2 separate regions of the Homo sapiens genome follow, and region 2 is linked to region 1. Evidence: chromatin contacts called from ENCODE Hi-C or POLR2A ChIA-PET data. All regions are on one chromosome and are shown on one strand. Each heading gives the region's core, a stretch centred on a gene start or an enhancer-like site at or near the end of the contact. The rest is flanking DNA. Distances are from core to core; before and after follow the strand shown.

Region 1 (4,852 bases), core at 1,647-4,146:
AGATGAAGTACTTTGGCCTTTTTTCATGATTGTCTGTTATACATTAATTTTTTTAGGGAAACTATTTAAGCTGATTTGTCTATAGCTGATTGGCTTAGTTTCACTGAATCATGCTGACAAGGATATAAACCTTGCGTTTTGTGTTTATTATTACAGATGGTGTTTTGGGGAAATGAGGATGATGAGTTTTGGTTTGTGGTTATACACAGTTGGACTTGGGTATATCTAAACTGTGGCCTCCATTTTTATTTTTCTTTAACACACTATCTAAGACCTCTATGTTTTAGAGTAAACATTGAGTTTACTCTGTTTATATTTTCTGTGACCATGGATATATTTAGATTTATTTCTACTGCTACTTTATGTTTTGTTTTTATGACCATTTTTCTTTGCTTCCCACCCATTTCCTGCCTTTTGTTGAACAGATTGTTTTTCTCTTCTCTTTCCCTTAATGCTTGGGAATCTTCAATAAAACCAATTTCCAGGAAGAAAAAAATACCAGATATACAAAAAAGAAAGTTGAAACTGTCTGGGCCACAGAAGAACCTGGGTTATCATTAGTGAAAAACTCTACGCTTTTGTTAATGGAACTTATGATACAAAGTGCCCTTTTGAAACTTCCACTTGATGTTTTTGGTGTTGGTGACAGGTGAGAAAATCTACTCTTTAGCTAATAATAATCTATAAGAAGCTGTTTAGCTGTTTTGGTGTTCTCCTGGGCAGCTTTCTTCTTGGTGTGATAAGTTGCCCTGTCTAATACGGTAACCACAAGGCACATACAGCTATTTAACTTAATTAGTTTCATTACTTATACTTTAATACAAATTTAAAATTCAGTTGCACCAGCCACATTTCAAGCACCCAGTAACCCCATTTGGTTAGTGGATGCTATTTTGGACATTGCAGATTATAGAATATTTCTATCATTGCAGAAAGTTCTGTTGGACAGGAGGTGATAAGCTGATAGTAGTACTGCAGCTTTATACATTTTGAAGCAGAGCTATTGGGAGACGGCATCATATTGCAGAATTTGGAACTGACAATTCACATCAGCATTACCTGTTCCATTATCTTCTGCTCCTGTGGTGAACAGTGACCAGCATGAGATGCAATGCCCACCATGGAGGCTGCTGGGGGCTCCTACCCCTGCCCACAAACTCCAGGCTTGGTCCTCACAGGACGTTGGAGGTAATTTATATGGAGCAACAGCCTAGAGAGCAATGGTGATAACAGCAGCTGAGAGAAGCTGAGGGGCCAACTTCTGTACAGCAGTGGGAATCCTGACTTTTTGAATAGCATAAGAGGCCAAGCAAGACTGGAACATTTTTAGTTGAAGCCAGGTTGCAAATGGTTGAGCCTGGGCTAGACTGGTCCATAACGTCTGGTATTTCTTTCTTCCTTTCCTTTTTTTTTGAGACAGGGTCTCGCTCTGTCACCCAGGCTGGAGTGCAATGGCAGGATCTCAGCTCACTGCAGCCTCTGTCTCTCGGGTTCAAGCGATTCTCCTGCCTAAGCCTCCCGAGTAGCTGGGATTTCAGAGGCACACCACCACGCCCGGCTAATTTTTGTATATACATATTTTTAGTAGAGACAGGGTTTTACCATGTTGGCCAGGCTGGTCTCAAACTCCTGACCTCAAGTGATCCGCCTGCCTTGGCCTCACAAAGTGCTGGGATTACAGGCATGAGCCACTGCGCCCAGCCTCTGGTATTCTTTTGAAACTTTGACCTCTACCACCTTGTTGCCAGACTGGTTTAGGTATCATCTGATTAGGTGAAGATTACAGAGGTCTTCCCCGTGCCTGTGGCACCACTGGCACAAATGGTCACTAGCTGGAACTGATTTAGGACGGCACTGGCAGGGAAAACACATGCCAACCACCATCTGCCCCTTCATATCCTGAATGGGCAGGTGAGACTCTCTTTCACTTGGCCAGCCAACATACATCATCAACGTACATGTGCCCATTCATTTCAGGAACAGCTTTGTCTCTTTGAGGAAGAGAAGCTGAAAAAGACAAGCCTTTTGTTTCTCCCTCACTCCAGCATCATCTTGGCACTGGTAATATATCCAAGATATATTGGTGTTAGCCAGGCTCACATTTACCCCTTTGATTGGGTTAATTTTTTGAAGTTCCAACTTCTGTTGTTTCAAGTGTTCAACTTCTGTGCAGAGCTTATGAATATGATTTTTCGCCACTGAGTTCATTTCTTCCACAATGTAGGTATCCAAATTTTTTGTAACTTACAAAGTCAAATCCTTTGGATTTCCCACTAGGCTGTGTCATCACATAGACACTTTAGCATTGTACCAAATAAATGAAAAAATTTTTTCAGGTTGTCATCATTCATATCTTCCCCAGAGCTTTAACTTTGTGCTAGGTGCCTTGTTAAGTACAGGGATACAACACAGTTCAAGATTAAATGTCCCTGCCCTCATAAAGCCGCCCGGCAGGAAAAACAACTAATTAAGCTATTGTCAAGTTATTTACAATGAAGACAAAAGCACAATATGCTTTTGGATTTGTTTGATTTTATTACTCTTTAAGTTTGACATATGAAAATACCATACTTAAAACAGTTCATGTAGGGTACCTGAAACAAAGGCACTAATACAGTACTAGAAAGGTGGTGACGGATTTAAGAACAATTGTGCCAATTTCTAATCTGTTTTATAGTAAAGTTATAGAATTGGAGGAAACTGCTCCTGTACAACTTTGGAGGAGGGTAGGAGGAGCAGGGCGTGAGAATGCCTTTCCAGAAGCTTAGGAGTACGCCCAGTCGCTGCGTGGCTTCCCGCATACTCAGCCCTGCGCCCGCGTTGGCGTGGCCTGGGCGCCCCCAACGTGACTCCGCCCAGGGCGCTCCGTTCTGCCAGCTGGAAACTACAGTTCCCAGAAGGCCACGCGAGCCCGGGAGGGACGCGGCGGCGGGGGCTGCAGGAAAGGCGCGAGCAGAGGCGGCGGCGGGTGTACTGTAGGTGGTCGGTCCGGCAGCAGCCCGGCCCCCGGACGCAGGACGTGGCCCCAGGCAGCCCTCGCAGCTCAGTGCTCTAGCCGGGGCAAGCCCGCGTCTCCGCCTGCTGGACGGGCCCAGGCGAGATGTAGGGCTCTGGGCGCGGAGGCCGCCGGTGGGGCGGCTGATCGCGGAGGATCGCGGAGGGCGCGCCGAGGATGGAGAGAGCGATGGAGCAACTCAACCGCCTGACGCGCTCGCTGCGCCGCGCGCGCACCGTGGAGTTGCCCGAGGGTGAGCCGGGTCGCGGGGCCAGGCTGGCCGCGGGGCTGGGGGCGGCCAGTGGGGCAGGAGCTCCGGCCGCGTCAAGGTCGGGTGGAAAAACTAACTGAAAGCTGAGAAAACGCCCACTTTTACTTTCCAGAGCTGAGAGGCGGCCCCGGGCCCCGAACTCCCCTGGCCCGACGCTCCCACCCCGGCAGGTGGGAGTTTTCGGGAGGAAACTGGGTTGGTGGGGGTTCCGCTGCTGGGAGGAGCGAGACAAAGGTCTCGCAACGTCTGTCGATTAGGGGTCTTGGCAAAGGGGCAGGAATACCAGCCGGAGGCCCGAGACCCGGAGTCAGAAAACATCATAATTGCGGGTCATTTAACAGTAGCTGGGGATAGAGATGATCCAAAGATACTGTTTACTTTAAGCTGCATCGGGGGGCCAGGCGGGCTTTTATTTTTGTTATTTTTTAAAATGTGGGGCACTGCCTTGTTTTGATAACAGGCAAACAAAGGGTTGTCAAACATCAAACAGGTACTCTTAAAGTACTGTATGGGTAAACACAATATATTTTTCTTTAATATGCATGCCTGCCTTCATTCTTCATTTATTCATCAGACTAGTATTGAGTGGGCTAGCTGGTAACTAGGACGCATCTGCAAAGAGGAATAAGGCATGGTCCCTGAGGATCAGGACTTTTAGTTCAGCGTGCCAGGGTTCCCTCAGGACAGGTAAAACTCTGCTAATAACAAGGAGAGAAAATAAGCAGTTTTGTTTGCAGCGTCAGGAATTCAGACATTTTAGTGGTGATGGGAGACAGCAGTGCTGCTTCTAAGAAGCTTTTGGCTCTTTATGCCCAAGTGAGAGAAGGGTTGGGAGGAGGTTGTAGCTGGTGAATAGCTTTTTTCTTAATTGTAGTAGTTTATCTTACTTTTTCAAAACTCTCTTTGAATTGCTGCTGGGTGGTTTGTAGGATAGGGAAGGAGACCTTGGCAGACGGTCATGAAAGAAATGTGGGATTGGGTACTTTGGCGATAATTTTCTTTCCTTTCTTTTATAGAGATGAGGTCTCACTATGTTCCCCAGGCTGGTCTTGAACTCCTGGGCTCAAGTGATCCGCACCCTGCTCCCCCCAAAGTGTTGGGATTACAGATGTGAGCCACCGCGCCTGGCCTGGGGATAATCTTCTTGAAAAAATGGTCTCTAGTCTCTATTTAGAATTCAGATTTTGGTAACTAGATTCTAGCTTCAACTTTTTCTATATTTTCTTTCCAACTTCCACCTTTGAATCCATTTCTTAAGTGCTACTCTTACTTATTTTTCGTAGTCGAATTATTGGTATAGCTTTATGAAGACTACATGTATAATTTATATTGTCTAGTTTGAATCCCGATATTTTTTACATAAATGTGATTTAGAAGACTTTGATAATGTTACTTGGTTTTAAAAGTAATATAGTTTCATTGTAGAAAATTTGGAAAATAAAGAAAAATAGAAAAAAATATGTCATTTCACCATCCAGTTATAAACAGTGTTACCATTGTTATTTCTTTTTCCCTCCCTAACAAGTTAAAATCATGTTGCATATAGTCTTTTATTTTGTGTTTAGAAAACATCCTTTTTTTTTTTT
Region 2 (4,327 bases), core at 505-3,004, 81 kb before region 1:
ATTTTCCCAGCAATGTTGTAAAACGTTTTAAATTCATTCTAATACTAGTTGTCAGGTGTAATTTTCACTTCCACAGTATTTGTGATCGATAAATAAAAAACTACAATAGAATAGGAGTATAATTTATTTTCCCCTTGCATTAACAATAATAGGTATAAAAATCTACAGTGGAGAATTTAGTTCCATGAACAGTGACACTTGGCAACCTTAAAAACCTACGGATGAAAACAAACCCACAAAGAACTGAAGGGAACTCAAGGAAACACAGGCACCTAAGATTTCATTCTGTGTTACATGAAACAATTCAAAATGGCGGACTTACTATTACTTACATTTAAGAAATTTCCGCAATAAGGGCACTAAATACATACTGTTAGATTTTACTCGAAAACACTCAATATTTACCAACGTGCAATTTTTAAAAAAAGTTTTTGGAGTACAAATCTTCACAAAGCACCCGCATCCAATGTTCCAGTCAGTAGTCAGTTAATGCTCCTGCAAACGTATCATTTCCTCTTTGGTTTTTCCTTTTCAAAAACAACCTAAATCCAAGTGCGTTCTTCCCCGTTCTTTTCAAAATCCTTAATTTTAATTCATGAATTTACATCACCGATACCAAAGCAAAAACGATCCCCGACGCCTGCCCGGTACAAAGCAGTTCGGCTTGCGGAGCGCGAAAGGGAGGTGCGCACGCCCTCTGGCGGCGCGGCCCCGTGCGTCCCAGACGAGCCGGCACCGGCCGCGAGGACCCGCCGCCGGGACCCCAGCCTGCGCCGCACCCTCGCGCCCTGCGCCCCCGCGTGGCCTGCGCCCCCGCCCTGCCCCGCCCCGCCCTCCCGCTCCAAGCCGGCTTTGGCCGCCCGGCAGCAACCGCAGCGGCGAGCCTGGGCGGCCGCTGTGGCAACGCAGTGCCCACACCGGGCGCCGACCCAGCAGCACCGAGCGGGGAGAGAAAGGTGTGAACCCGGAAGTACATCGACTGCCCGCGTCTTAGCGGCAGCACCGGGGCAATAAATCAGGGCCGGCGAAGGAAAGACGCGGCGCGCCGGCTTCCGAACCGCAACTTGCTGCGAGACCTGTCACTTCCCCGCGGTGCCCAGTCCTCGCCCCTCCCTGGCGCTCGCGCCTCCTCTTTTCTTCCTGCTCCTCAGCACGGAGCTCCCCTCGACGTTGCTCACGTGCCAGACTCGGGACCGCGAGCGGCGTCCGCACCCGCACGCACACCCGGCCACGCTCGCACTCGCGCGGCCGCGGGGCCGGCTGCTTACCTCCGGGGCCTCATGGTCGCGTCGCTAGCCTGGGTGTGAGAGGGGGAGAGGGTGTGAGGACGTGTGTGGCGTTCAGTCCCGAAGGACGGGGCGGAGGAAGGGGCCTGGAGTCTGTCACTTCCTGAGGGAGCGCGGAGGTCGAGAGACCTGTGAGGCGCGCGGCGGGGCCGGGAGGGTCAGCACATTGTGAGCCGGCAAGGGGACGCGGAACAGCCGGGCGGCGCGCGGCCACCGGGCACGGAATCCGCTGTCGCCACCACTCCGCCGCCGCAGCCCGGCGAGTGGCGGGGCGCGGGGAGGAGGGGGCTGAGCCGGGTGGGGGAGCGCGGGGCGCGGCGGCGGCACCAGGCGGTTCGACTGGAGCCCTGCGTCAGCCGGCGGCACGCGCACACCTGCCCGCCGCCGCTACCGGCCGCGTCATTGGCTGCCGGCGCCGAGCGCGCGAGATTGAACCTTCCATTCATTCCAGGGCCGGGCGGGCGAGCGCGGCCGCGGTGGAGCTTTACCGCGGGCGCCCCCGAACCCCCGAAGCGCGTCCCCGCGCAGGCCGTGGGCGCGCACGGCCGCTGCCGCCGTTTGTTCTGGTGGAGGCTGCGAGTGCCTGGGCCTGTGACTCCCGGCTCTCCGCGCGCAGCGTCAGTCTGGGAGGGAAGCTCACATGGCGGTCCCTAGGGTGCGACTGGAGGGAGGCGGGACGATGCTACTCCTTGCTCCCCAACCTGACACCTTGGTGCGGTAAAACTGTAAGAAGGTAACAAAATCATATCTGAAGCCCAGGTCTTCTTTTCTTTTACTACAGATGCCCTGGACATCATTCCGAACAGCACAATTCAAGGTAATAATAGTCATGTATTTCAGAATCCAGTGAGCATGGTAGACAATGCCAGAAGTTTGGGGAACCTACTGTCAGCTGTTTCTTTTCCTAAACAATAAGATACTCAACGTCAAATTGGATGATACAAACTTAATCATCATCACTCAAAGAGCCACAAGATCTGGGGCCAAAAATACTGTGATATATACACATATTTAGCTTGGTATTTTGGTATATGTTCCCAAAATATCACTGCTTTCTCTCCTATAATTTTCTACCTGATAATTTTATAGTTCTTTCTTATACTTTGGGTAGTTTCTCATCAGACTTTCAGAACTAAACAGTACTAGTCAATCATTATCTGACCAGCTAAAAAATCGAATATCGCCTTGTAATCTGGACTGTTCTGTGGAACTGACTAAAGGGATTAAATATTTCAGCAAACTAAAAATTTGTTCAAAAATTTAAAATATAGGAAATCAAATTAAAAGTGGAAAACTTTTCAAATGAAAACACTTTCATTTGAAAGTAACTAATAAAGGCCAGTTCACTGGCTACTATTGTATGACTAAAAGGCAAATCTCCAAACCGTTGCTGTGTGATGATACATTTCTCCCTTCCAATTTCTGGATTGGGATTAAGAAACCAATGTATCTATCAAGGGTAACCACAGTCTAGAAAAAAGCATCTCTGGCCTGGGAGTGAGATCAATGCAGACAAACTGATCAGAAGCAAAATCCTGTTGTGACCCCTCCTAAGAATTTTCCACATTGGCTACCACCTTCAGCAAATTCCCTGGATGGCTGCTCAACTTTCCATTGAGCTAGTGGAGTGAATACCACTTACTTTAAAGATGCCTTTTCACTGGCAAGTATGTAAAGTATTTCTTACATTACTTTGCGAAGTAGTACAGAGGATTCTTTCAGATACAATTCTTAGTTATAATCATTGTATCAATTTACACTATGATTTCAAATATAATTTAGAGGAAAAAGATGTGGACATTGATTACTAGAAATGAAAAACAGCAATTAATTATATCACCATCTGAAATGTGATATGCTTTGACTTTAAAGCATTATAGTAATTTTTTATTTATGAGTAGAGCTTACAAATGCACTTACAGAATGAACTGTTTTTTTTAATAGCTATGTTTCTAGGTATTTTGTAAGCCTTTCAGCATTTAAGTGTGATGTATATTTATGCAATACCTATTTAAAGTCCTGAGAAGAATTGTAAACAGAAAATAAAAAATTAAAACACAACCCAGGGTTAGTATCCCAGCACTCAAGAGTTCATCCTTTTTTTTGATTTCAAACTAGTTATCATCATGCCATCATGCTCCTGTGACACAAATAAAAAATGGGACATTATAATATTTAATGTATTATTTCATATAAGGTACCCGAAAGGGGCGATGATGAACATTGATAGGCTAAGCATTAAGGAGTATGTTAGCATGATTAGAAATGAATGAAAAGCCATAAGAACAAAGGAATTTATCATTTACGTATGGCTCTTGGCAATTTCTTTTTCTTTTCAGGTTTTTTTTTTTTTCTTGAGACAGGGTCTCACTATGTCCCCCAGGCTTGAGTGCAGTAGTGCAATCTTGGCTCACTGCAGCCTCCACCTTCTGGGTTCACGGGATTCTCGTGCCTCAGTCTCCTAAGTAGCTGGGATTACAGGCCTGCTCTACCACACGCAGCTAATTTTTGTATTTTTAGTAAAGATGGGGTTTCACCATGTTGCCCACGCTGGTCTCAAACTCCTGGCCTCAAGCAGTCTGCCCACCTGGCCCTTCAAAGTGCTGGGATTACAGGCGTGATCCACCATGCCTGACCTTGGCAATTTCCTTCTAAAAGTGAACCTTGGCAATTTCTTTATAAAAGTGAATCCCTCTACCTGGGACCATGGTCATAATTTATTTTACCTTATTTCCAACCTCCCCTTTTTTAGAGACTCGGTCTCACTCTGTTGCCAAGGCTGGTGTACAATAGTACCTTCCTAGCTACTGCAGCTTCGACCTCCTGGGCACAAGTGAGAATCCATCTTCAACCTCCTGAGTGGCTGGGACTACAAGCGCCTAATTTTTTTGTTTTTTTTGGTTTTTTTCTGCCTAATTTTTTTTTTTTTTTTTTTTTTTTTTTTGTAGAGACAGGTTCTTGCTCTGTTGCCCAGGCTATTCTCAGACTTCTGGTGGCAAGATATCCTTGCAGTCTTGGCCTCCCAAAGCACTGGGATTACA

What was found. A loop is a pair of places that touch in the nucleus more often than their neighbours do. ChIA-PET counts read pairs that join two places held with the same protein, here RNA polymerase II (POLR2A). Pooled maps may share reads with other maps.
Region 2: a map of endothelial cell of umbilical vein shows a loop between it and region 1 (2.5-fold over the local background). The contact joins the promoter of LIN28B-AS1 here to the promoter of HACE1 in region 1. A Hi-C loop is called at or near these places in 3 of 168 maps with a recorded cell type or tissue (chondrocyte, endothelial cell of umbilical vein and naive thymus-derived CD4-positive, alpha-beta T cell) and 9 of 50 pooled maps. POLR2A ChIA-PET finds 5 or more read pairs at or near these places in 13 of 52 experiments (A549, A673, H1 and 8 more).

The regions. Positions count from the first base shown.
Region 1 is chr6:104,857,963-104,862,814 of GRCh38, reverse strand. It overlaps HACE1 (HECT domain and ankyrin repeat containing E3 ubiquitin protein ligase 1), which reads left to right and starts at 2,896. Exons shown (of 24, transcript NM_020771.4): 1 at 2,896-3,248. The coding sequence starts at 3,173. It also overlaps the pseudogene LOC100422315. RefSeq lists enhancers at 2,807-3,101, 2,716-3,215 and a silencer at 2,838-3,467.
Region 2 is chr6:104,937,954-104,942,280 of GRCh38, reverse strand. LIN28B-AS1 (LIN28B antisense RNA 1) reads left to right here and starts at 1,754. Exons shown (of 3, transcript NR_046407.1): 1 at 1,754-1,903; 2 at 2,068-2,103. It also overlaps a transcript of LIN28B not described here. RefSeq lists an enhancer at 698-1,532.